2 separate regions of the Homo sapiens genome follow, and region 1 is linked to region 2. A link is an interaction called in ENCODE POLR2A ChIA-PET data of the cell type or tissue named here. Cell type or tissue: PC-9. All regions are shown on one strand. Links, peaks and the distances in the headings refer to the core of each region. The heading gives the core; the rest is flanking DNA. Region 1 has its middle 48 kb from the start of RASSF3-DT. Region 2 has its middle 22 kb from the start of GNS.

Region 1 (5,375 bases), core at 146-5,145, 220 kb after region 2:
TGAAACTCTATTTCAAAAAAAAAAAGAAAGAAAAGAAATGTGTTAGGGAGAGGAGGCCTTTACTGAATTTAGGGGGCTAACAAAGAATCAGTCCCCAATCCAATAAAGTTAGTACAGTAGTTTTCAGAGGGCAAGGGCCCCTTGGCTTCTTGTTTATAAAGATTCTCTTTAGAAATTATGCAGACTCCATTGTCAAACAGCAAATATTGTCTGTCAGTTGACAGTTGAAGTCAATACTTACAACTGACAGTGTATAGAACAACAAACCCCAACATTTGGGATACTGTATATTGAAAGCCAAAAGATTTATGTCAATGATCAAAATCCGCAATGACATTAGCTATAAGGGGACCATGTACATCAAAGGTACTATTCATTCATGTAACACACACGTTGTTGAGAACCCACTCCATGCCCAGCTGGGGTGGGTGCTAGGGATGCAGCTATGAGCAAAACAGACAGAGCCCCTTCGCTGATGAAACTTACATTCTAGATGGGGGAGAGAAGAAATAAATAAAATGATGTTGCATAGTGGTAAGTCATATGAAGAAACTAACAGAGTATGTAATATGTTAGAGGATGTGGTAGTGTGGAGGCTGCTTTAGTTTGGGTGGTCAAGGAAGGCCTCATTGAGAGATGACATTTGAACTGAGACCTGAATCAAGGAGCCAGTTGAGAGAGGATGTGGGAGAATATTCCAGGCAGAATGAACGCAATGGACCTCAGGACTGAGCTTGGTGTATTTAATGGACAGAGCAAGAGTCAGCAGAGCTGGCGGTGTATAGTGATTGAGCAGGGCAGGGGCATGAGCCAAGATCAGCAAGGTAGGCAGGGGCTAGATCTTGAGGGCCTTCTAAGGCTTGGTAAAGCATGTGGATTTTACTTTAGGGAAGTAGGGATTTTAACATCAGATGTAATCTGATTTACATTTAAGAAAATATTCTGGCCAGGTGTGGTGGCTCATGCCTGTAATCCCAGCACTTTGGGAAGCTGAGGTGGGAGGATCACCTGAGGTCAGGAGATCGAGACCAGCCTGGCCATCATGGTGAAACCCCATCTCTACTAAAAATACAAAAAAATTTAGCCGGGCCTGGTGGCAGGTGCCTGTAATCCCAGCTACTTGGGAGGCTGAGGCAGGATAATCGCTTGAACCTGGGAGGCGGAGGTTGTAGTAAGCCGAGATCACGCAATTGTCCTCCAGCCTGGGCAACAAGAATGAAGCTCCATCTCAAAAAAAAAATAAAAATAAAAATAAATAAAAGACAGAAAAAAAGAAAAAAATATTATGTGGCTGCTATATTGTAAAGGAAGCAGAGAACAAAGATAGGAGGCTGTTATATTGGTATGAGTGAGATGATGGTGGCTTTGACATGCAGTAGCTGTGGGCATAGAGAGAAGTAGACGGACATTGGTTAGATTTTGGAGACAGAGACAATTGAATTTGCTCATGGATTGGATTTGGGGTGTAAGAAAAAGAGAAGAATTGGGTTGGGCACAGTGGCTCATGCCTATAATCCCAGCACTTTGTGAGGCAAGGGTAGGAGGATCACTTGAACCCAGGAGTTCAAGACCAGCATGGGGAACAAAGTGAGACCCTGTCTCTACAAAATATATTTTTAAAAAACATTAGCCAGGTGTGGTGGCATACACCTGTAGTCCTAGCTACTTGGGAGGCTGATGTGGGGGGATGACTTGAGCCCAGGAGGTCGAGGCTGCAGTGAGCCGTGATCAAGCCATTGCACTCCAGCCTGAGCAACAGAGAAAGACCCTGCCTCAAAAATAAAATAAATAAAATTTAAACACCCAGGAGAATAGAGGAAGTTTCCCCAGTTTTTAGCTTGAACAACTAGCTGCAGAGGAGCATCATTTATTTAGAAGAGAAAGATGGGGGTAGAGACATGGAAGAGCAGTTTCGGAAAGGATGGAAAAGCAATGGTTTGATGCTGAAGTGCATTTCATTCACTCATATGAAGATACTAGGAAGGCAATTTGAACTATGACCAAATTGCCTACCATGGGTCTCCTAACCAGGATGTCTAAGGAGCTTATATATGCAAGATAAATGCGGTGGGTACTCAGGTGCAGTGCCTCACACCTGTAATCCCAGCACTTTGGGAGGCCGAGGCGGGCGGATAACTTGAGGTCAGGAGCTTGAGACCAGGCTGGCCAACATGGCGAAACTCTGTCTCTACCAAAAATACTAAAATTAGCTGGGTGCGGTGGCGCACGCCTGTAGTCCCAGCTACCCAGGAGGCTGAGGCAGAAGAATCTCTTGAACCAGGGAGGCAGAGGTTGCAGTGAGTCAAGATCGCACCACTGCATTCCAGCCTGGGCAACCACTGCATTCCAGCCTGGGCAACAGAGCAAGACTCTGTCTCAAAACAAACAAAAATAAATAAATAAATAAATAAATAAATAAATAAATACTATGGGCCATGCACAGTGGCTCATGCCGTAATCCCAGCAATTTGGGAGGCTGAGGTGGGTGGATCACTCGAGGTCAAGACTTTGAGACCAACCTGGCCAACATTATATTTGTATACAAATACAAAAATTAGCCAGGCGTGGTTGGGCTCGCCTGTAATCCCAGCTACTCGGGAGGCTGAGACACAAGAATCATTTGAACCCAGGAGGTGGAGGTTGCGGTGAGCTGAGATCATGACATAGTGAGACTCCATCTCAAAAAAAAAAAAAAAAAGATAAATGCTAAAGAGGTGCAGAGTACTCTCTGAAGCAGGAATGGTTGTGACTCCCTGAGGCATTTTTTGTTTTAGTGGCTCTCTTGATGTTATGGAAGTGCATTATACAGGGGTCTTGTTTGGATATTCATTTTGACTCTGAGATCAATGAGCTGTTCAGTGGTACTACTTGGGACTTTATTGCCTCCAGGGAGCTTTTAGAAATGAGGTGGTGGGGGAGCAATTTTGTTTGTCATGATGCAGGAGGTCAGGGAGAATACTGGCATCTAGTCCCTGGGGCCAGAAATGCCAAATGTGCGGCAATGCGTGGAATATCTTCACACAAAATAAAATGGTCCAATCTGAAATGCATGTGCCTTGGGAAAGTTTATTTTAAATTTTAAAGTTTCTCTTCTTTCATCATTAAAATGAAGACATCACGTGAAATCATCTCTGAGGTTAGATCTGGCTTCCTTATACTATGACTCACAAGATACACAAACAATAGTGATATAAGTAGCCTTCAAGGGACCTGGTGGGAGGCTGTGGCCATGAAAATGCATCCCTCAGCTCTCCGGCTGCAGGGAGCATAATTGACTAATGGCCACAGCTGCAGACCTCTGGACCCACCCCCATCTCATTTACAGAACGCCCTTTCTACAAGCTGCTGCTAGCCAATGACTGAGCAAGCAGGGCACAACTAATACAGACTCATTCTGTACTAATACAGACTCATTCTTTACTAATACAGACTCATTCTTTACTAATACAGACTCTTTTAATGACGGACTTTGGCTCAAGGATGCCCCATCAACCAGGCTGAGCAGCTTTTGTGACTGCAGCCTGAGAGTCTCCTATCAGATCCTCCTTCCTTCCCCGTCTCTCACAGAGGTCAGACCTGCTTTGCGTCTGAAGGCTCTTCTTGCCTATTTCGGCTCCTCTCCTTTATCCCGCACAAGTATTCCCTAAGGAGTTTCCTGCACATCCAATCCCATCTTAGCTTCTGCTTCTCAAAGAACTCAGACTAACCCGAGTAATGTCAGCAGTGGTCTGAGAAAACAAGAGTAAGATGGGGTTTGGAGACTGGCTCCCTCATTGCCCAGTAGGCTAAGAGGATGCTACCCTGAATGATATACGGGGCGTGGATAGTTCCTCGCACAATGTGGTGGTGCAACTGCTAAAGATTTCATCAGTGGTGATTCAGGAAGATGTCCTGGTGGAGGAGAATGCAGTGCAGGTGCAGAGATCCAGGCATTGGAGAGCTATGGTTGTGGGGGAATGATAGCTACAGGGAGAGCAGAGTTGACTGATTACTGCTAAGTTGTATTGACATCCCACCAAGTGATAACAAGCAATAGAGACTGTGAGAGCTAGAGAACCTGTTTGGTAGCTTAAAAAAGGGTCCTCCTCTCCTGCAGTGGAAGAACTGCCACAGCTGAGCCACAGACTGAGGCTCTGATAGTCCTAGAGCTCTAGAGATGCCTAAATGCTCAGCTAAAGCAAGTCAGTTAAGCTAAGGTCAGGGCCCTGTTTGGAGGAATCTGGGACTCTGAAACATGGGATGGGGGCATCTGAATGCATGCCTCTCAGGATGTTGACTTGGCAGAGCCCTCTGAACCCTCCAGGTCTGCCGGGCTGGCCCATCATTTCATAGTAAGAACTACCACTTTCAAAGGCTGGCTTCAGGAGACCTGGTGGGAGGTTGTGGCCATGAAAATGCATCCCTCTCCAGCAAGGCAACAGGTTGCCCTCTCAGGAGCTGCCCCCAATTCCTCTACTGTCTCCCAAGCCAATAAACAAATGCAGTATAATCAAGACAGGGAAGGGCTGGGCCTGATAGGGAAAAAAGAGATTATATATCAAAGGACCTATAAGAATTAGCGAGCAGGAACCAGTGGAAAACTTTGGAATCAGATTTGGGAGTACTTGTTCAAGGAGACTAGAAAGTAAGACTAGAAAAGCAAGACTTCCTTGACTAGAGGACAATTTTGGGGGGGACACAGGCCCCTGATAAGGACCCCAGAGGATGAGTGAAACTCACTGCTAAAGTGGCTCTTAGAAGCCTGCTGCAATATTAGGCCATGCTGAGAAAAGTGGAAATGCTTGAGTTGCCCTGGCAGGTGGCAGAGAAAAGAATAAAGAAGCTAAGGAAAATGGACCCACAAGGGGCCAGGCGCGGTGGCTCACACCTGTAATCCCAGCACTTTGGGAGGCCGAGGTGGGCAGATCACGAGGTCAGGAGATCGAGACCATCCTGGCTAACACGGTGAAACCCCATCTCTACTAAAAATACAACAACAACAACAACAACAACAAAAACAACAATTAGCCAGGTTTGGTGGCAGGCGCCTGTAGTCCCAGCTACTTGGGAGGCTGAGGCAGGAGAATGGCATGAACCCGGGAGGTGGAGGTTGCAGTGAACCGAGATCGCGCCACTGCACTCCAGCCTGGACGACAGTGTGAGACTCCGCCTCAAAAAAAAAAAAAAAGAAAAAAAGAAGAAAAGAAAATGGACCCACAGGACCCAGAGGACACGCCGTTCACCAGTGCCTTCAGGACTTGAGAGGGGCACCAGTATCACTAAGCAGTGGTGGCCCTCCTCCGCAGGTCAGCGCCGATGGCAGAAGTGACAGTAGCAGAGCTGGACTCATTAATATCCATGGGAATATGAGGCTCCAGAGTGTCAGGAGCCAGGCA
Region 2 (5,375 bases), core at 161-5,160:
GAGGCAACCAGAGGCTCTTCATTCCTAGATGCCTTCAGATAGAACAAACATCTTTCTCTGAATATTTCAATATTTTGGGCTGGGCACGGTGGCTCACACCTGTAATCCCAGCACTTCAGGGGGCCGAGGCAGGCAGATCACCTGAGGTCAGGAGTTTGAGACCAGCCTGACCAACATGGTGAAACCAAAGAACCAAATCAACATTTTCCTTCTAGAAATAAAAGGGGTAGGAATATAATCACAAAACATTTAAATTATACTTTTCCTCCACAAAAGGGTTCTTACATTATCTCATTTCCAGTGATCCCTAAGGTGCCTACAACTCCAGTTCTCTGAATTACATTTATTGTTCAATATGGGAAAATTTTTTCAGAGTTGAGGGTGAAAATGTCTTTTACAGCAATATCTGCTGGTATAGAAGCCTCTTGGGGATGGAAACAGGTCTCTTTCATCTTTGAATGCTCCATGACATCGGCCATAGCCTCTTACACAGTGTTAAATAACTGAGGAAAAATAAGGACATTGTCAACTCACAACCTGTGCTCAGTGTCCTAAGGAATTCCAGGGTATATGATAAAAAGTTATATCTAACATCTGTTGAGCACTTCATACACTCTAACTTATGTAATTCTCACCACAGCCCTCTGAGGTAGGTATTATTATTATCCCTATTTATAAGAAAGTGAGACACAGAGATGTTAAATAGCTTGTCCAAGGTCACACAGCTGGTAAGGAACTGCGGCCGGATATCAACCCAGGAGTCTGACTCCAAAATTCATCCCCTTAACCAAGGAAATACTGAAGAGAGCCCAGATGTCCTGAGAAACCATTCTGGTGCCTCACCTAAAGGACCTACACATGTTAAATATATAGCTAAATAAGTGCTACAGCAAAATCCCTGGCAGGGAGAGGAGACAATACACAGGCTATCAGTATTGTATGACATTCTTACTGAATGCAGAGTAGTTATATTGGGGGGAATATTTTTTGAGCCTGAGAAAAAGATCAAATAACCTGATAAGCAGCATTCTTTACGCAGACAGCTGTATCATCACCTGATACTTTAATCTTAGCACGCGAATGATGTTATCAATAAAGGGGAGAGGGAGCATGTTAGTGTGTGTATGTGTGCACACGTAAGCACGCATATGTGTGTATAGGACTATTATGATATGGCATTTTGTTCATCTTAATAGGGTTGACTACAAGGGAAGAAAGGTTTAACCAGCAACTAGCTATGCAATAAGACCGAACAGGCAAAACGAACTATTACAGGGCTTGTGGATGGTTAGTTGTGTGGCCACTCATATGAAATCCACTTGCATAGTTAGCTGTACCGTTACTACTTCTTTAAACTTTAGTCTGCCAATTTTCCTCTTCAAAAAGGAAATTACTAATCCCCAGAATTCCCTCGGTGATGAAAAATGTAAAACCTTGTAAAAAGAGAAATCATAATTCTTCAAAATTGATTCTGTTGGAGTCTGAAAGAACTATTGCCCTATGGGACTTGTGGCATACACAGACACTCTGAGAACAACCAAATAATTCTATAAAATGAAATGGCACAGCTACAGCCAAAGTCCCAGGCAGGGGGAGGAACCTGGAAGCTATCTGTAACAATCAGCTGGGGAAAAAAAAAAAAAATCTTCACTAGGAAGTCAAAAGAGGAAGCTAAAAGCTGTTTACGTAGGTCTGAGAAAGCAGACAGATTTATTCTTTTCCTAGGTTTTTTTTTTTTTTAATACAGTGAGGAGATGGGAGACTCTCCTTCCTCCCTCCCCTGGTAACTCAGCCCAAGGACATTACTGTCAAGAAATGTTATGGTGGCTCGGCATCTGTTTTCCATACGTCACCTCATTTTGTAAATGGAGGTCTTGATATTTCTATACCAAAAAAGACAACTCTAATAACTGTGTTACTGCCTGAAAGGCAAGCTATTATGACCAGATGAAAAAAAAAAGTGTGACACGAGCTCAAGACACGAGCATCAGAGTCTCATAACAAAAGAAACACCAAATTAGCCTCTCTCCCTGAAAGCCAAGGCCATTTTCTCAGGTCGACCTCTCCATGCCAACTGAAGGTACCAGCAGTTAAATTCTGTAATAAACCTCAACACTCTAGGGCCCTCCACTAACCTGCCACCGAGAAGGAAAAAAAGAAAACAAAACAACAACAACAAAAATTCCTAGTGAGCTGCCTGGAACCGTACGCTCTGGCAGAAATAGAATTCACACGCTCTGCTTCGAAACCGCATTATCGAATTATTCTGCCTCACTAGTTAAACACTAAGTGGTGTGACCAGAGAAGGCGGACTTTAAAAACAAAAAAACAAAAAAAAAAAAAGGAAAGAACAGCCCTACGACTCGCCTCGATTCTGGCGGCGCCCTCTAGGTAGGTCAGGTATACGTATCAGAACCTCCAACCCTGTCCTAACAGCTGTTCAGGTGAAATTAGAATCTGGGCTGCCTCTCCCCTGGGGCCTCCGCGAACACACCGGGAGATGGGAGGAGGGAAGAGCGGGGAAACTGCCCACTCCATCAACTGACGCTTGATTCAATTACTCCGGAGAACTTAAGAACTAAGTGTGGACATAAATCTGTGCCACGGTGGGTACCACCGTCAGATCCAAAGAGACAGTATCTGAGCGCTCCGCCGAGCAGCCCAGGTGCGCGCTGGAGCGCGGGCAGAGACGGCGAGGACAACCCGGCTCCAGGAAGCCCCCGGGACCCTGCTGCGCCCGGCCCTCACCTTTCTGCCGCAGGTACAGCATCTGATGCCGCTGGCTCGGTCGCTCCTGCAGCTCCTGCAGCACGCGGGAGTCGCCGGCACCGCTGCGGCCGCCCAGGACCACGTCGGAGCCCGAGGCCTCGGTGGAGCTGTCGAGGCTGTCGCGGCGCCGCCGGCGGCCCTCGGCCCCGCGGCCCCCGCCCGCCGCCTCCTCCTCCTCTGTGCAGCTGTACAGCTCGTTGAGCAGCCCGCTCACCAGGGACGCCGTGCGGCTTGTGCGGCCGCCGCACGCCTCGCCGGGCTCCGTGTCCTCATCGCCGTCCCACGTGTCCCGGGAGCGCCGCGGCCGCTCCGCCGCTCCCCGGAGGCGCGGGGCTGGGGGAGCTGCAGGAATCGTTTCTTCCTCCTGACTCTCCAGCCTCGCCTCGCCACCGCCGCCGCGGAATTCCAGCTCCGTCCGGAGCCCCGGGCGGCCCCCGCCGGTGGGAAGGACGTCCATGGTCCCCGGCGCGCGGCTGCCCGGCTCCCGCTGCTCCTCCCGCCTCGCGGCGCCGGCCAGTTCCGGGAGGAGGCGCGGCTTCGTCCTCGCCGGTGGTGCCCTCCCGGGCGCGGCGCCAGCGGGCTCTGGATCCCCGAGGTGCCCGGGCCTCCCCCGAGCCGGCACCTGAGCCGCTCCCCTCCGCTCCGGACCGGGCGAGAAGGAGACTGCCACGCCACTGAGCTACCTGGGGCCACCTGCTGCCCGGGCCCGGCCTCTACCCAGAGCGCTCTCCCGTGCGCGAGAAGGCGCAGGACGTGGCCAGAACACCGTTGGGAAGAAGCCAGCAGCACGGAGGGGGAGGGCGCTGAGGCCGCCGCCACCTTCACTTTTAATTAAGCACGTGATTTAACTCAAAAAGAGGGTGACTCTTGCCTCTTATTCAGCCGCCAGCTAGAAATAATGCCCAGGAGGGTTCTAAACGCCCATCAATAGGCCCAGGCCAGGAGCTCCTTCTTGACATACTCGGAACACAATACCAGCCCTTCTCACTTTCCCACCTGATCTGAGCGCCTTCAAAAGCCTTCTTAGTTTAGTCTCTGACAATAAGCTTTCTAAAACTCTGAACACCTGGCAAATATCTGGGACTTAATAACGCTGTGAACTTTTTTCCTCCAGTGAAAACCAAAGCACTGGATTAAAATCAACTAATTCCCTGATACAAGATGTAACCAGAGTGAGGGTTTAATAAATGTTCTTGAGATGACCGAACTGATACATTAATTGAGCTAGTTTTGATGATGGTAGAATCAAAAATTTACAAGATACTGTGAGAGATGTATCTTACACTAGACCTCAATAGAACTCGGAACTGCCGCTCCACTGTAGATATTTTTGTGAAGTTAATAATTGGCAACATGTTTAGCGCTTTTTGTATGTCAGGCACTGTTCTTAGAGATTTGCATGAATTATCCCACTTAATCCTCACTTTAACCCTATAAAGCAGTTAAGTGTCGTTATATTCTCACTTTTCAGCTGAGGGAGCTGAGGCACGAAGAGGCTAAATAACGTGTCCATTCACAAAGAATAAAGTGAACTTTTCATAAAGTGTCTGGCTTTCATTATGGATGAATATATATTAGTCAAATGCTATTAAATACTTGACCACACTTCCAAAAGGGGCAACAACACACCTGGTGAACAACACTGGTGTTTCGTGTTTGTTCAGCACAGTTTTGTCTTCCAAGGCACTTTCATAATAGAGCCTGACCCTGCCGGTAGAAATCTGGTGTACCTTGACACCAGCACTGCAATAAAAGGGCCCTTTTTGAAACTGGAGTTAATATGAGACAAGCAGAAGTTGTACTTTTCGCTTAGGTATTCGGAATTTTAAATTATACTGGAAATATTATTTTATGGTTTTATAACTATATTAATGACTATTGTTACCATTTAATGTTTAAATGTATGAAATGAGAGTAGAATTCATTATTATATTGCTGTTTTGTTTTTTGAGGTCTTTTTCCCTGTTGTCCCTGGCATTCAACGAGTTCCAAGTCCTCCTTCGTATGCCAAACTTTGCAATGAGCAGGACTTTCAGAGGAGTAAACACTGAAATTGGACCTATTTTTTTAATTGGCTTCCCAGCCCTTTTTATCTCTTCCCCCTAAGAAGAGATGTGATTAACTGTTAGTCTTCAGCACTATTCTCATTTAGGGAATCTCCATCAGGAATTACAGGTAAAGAAACTCAAAGTGAGCTGAAGGGAAAAAAGAGACCAAGAAAACAATAGGTTATTGACATTCAACATTTCTAAGTTAATAAGAACTTCAAAATTATTTCCCATTCCCCATCATTACCAAATCTAAAGAGAGGAAAATGGCAAACTAAAAACTAACAAGGAAAGCACGCTTAAGATCATTGTACTTATGGAATGATCTTCCCCTAGATATTGGCATGACTCTGCTCTCACCAAGTCTCGTCTCTGCTTAAATGTCTTCTCTGTGAGCCGGGCGCGATGGCTCACACCTGTAATCCCAGCACTTTGGGAGGCCGAGGTGGACGGATCATGAAGTCAAGAGATCGAGACCATCCTGGCCAACATGGTGAAACCTCGTCACTACTAAAAATACAAAAATTAGCTGGGTGTGGTGGCCCATGCCTGAGAATC

Evidence for each region. Peaks named below come from ENCODE experiments on the same cell type or tissue, not always from the same donor. Only the 100,000 strongest peaks of a DNase experiment are listed, where the experiment ranks them.
Region 1: POLR2A ChIA-PET joins it to region 2 with 14 read pairs; 4 of 35 experiments call an interaction of 5 or more read pairs at or near these places.

The regions. Positions count from the first base shown.
Region 1 is chr12:64,559,039-64,564,413 of GRCh38, reverse strand. It overlaps a transcript of RASSF3 not described here. Among named protein-coding and RNA genes, the nearest start is that of RASSF3-DT, 48 kb to the left of the region's middle. In PC-9, for the core only: no CTCF peak of the experiment used is centred there; a DNase peak (open chromatin) is centred at 3,203; H3K27ac peaks cover 466 bases.
Region 2 is chr12:64,778,660-64,784,034 of GRCh38, reverse strand. It overlaps a transcript of TBC1D30 not described here. Among named protein-coding and RNA genes, the nearest start is that of GNS, 22 kb to the right of the region's middle. RefSeq lists silencers at 3,005-3,104, 3,185-3,464. In PC-9, for the core only: CTCF peaks have their summits at 2,415 and 3,509 (motif pointing left); DNase peaks (open chromatin) are centred at 2,324 and 3,434; H3K4me3 peaks cover 3,327 bases; H3K27ac peaks cover 3,135 bases.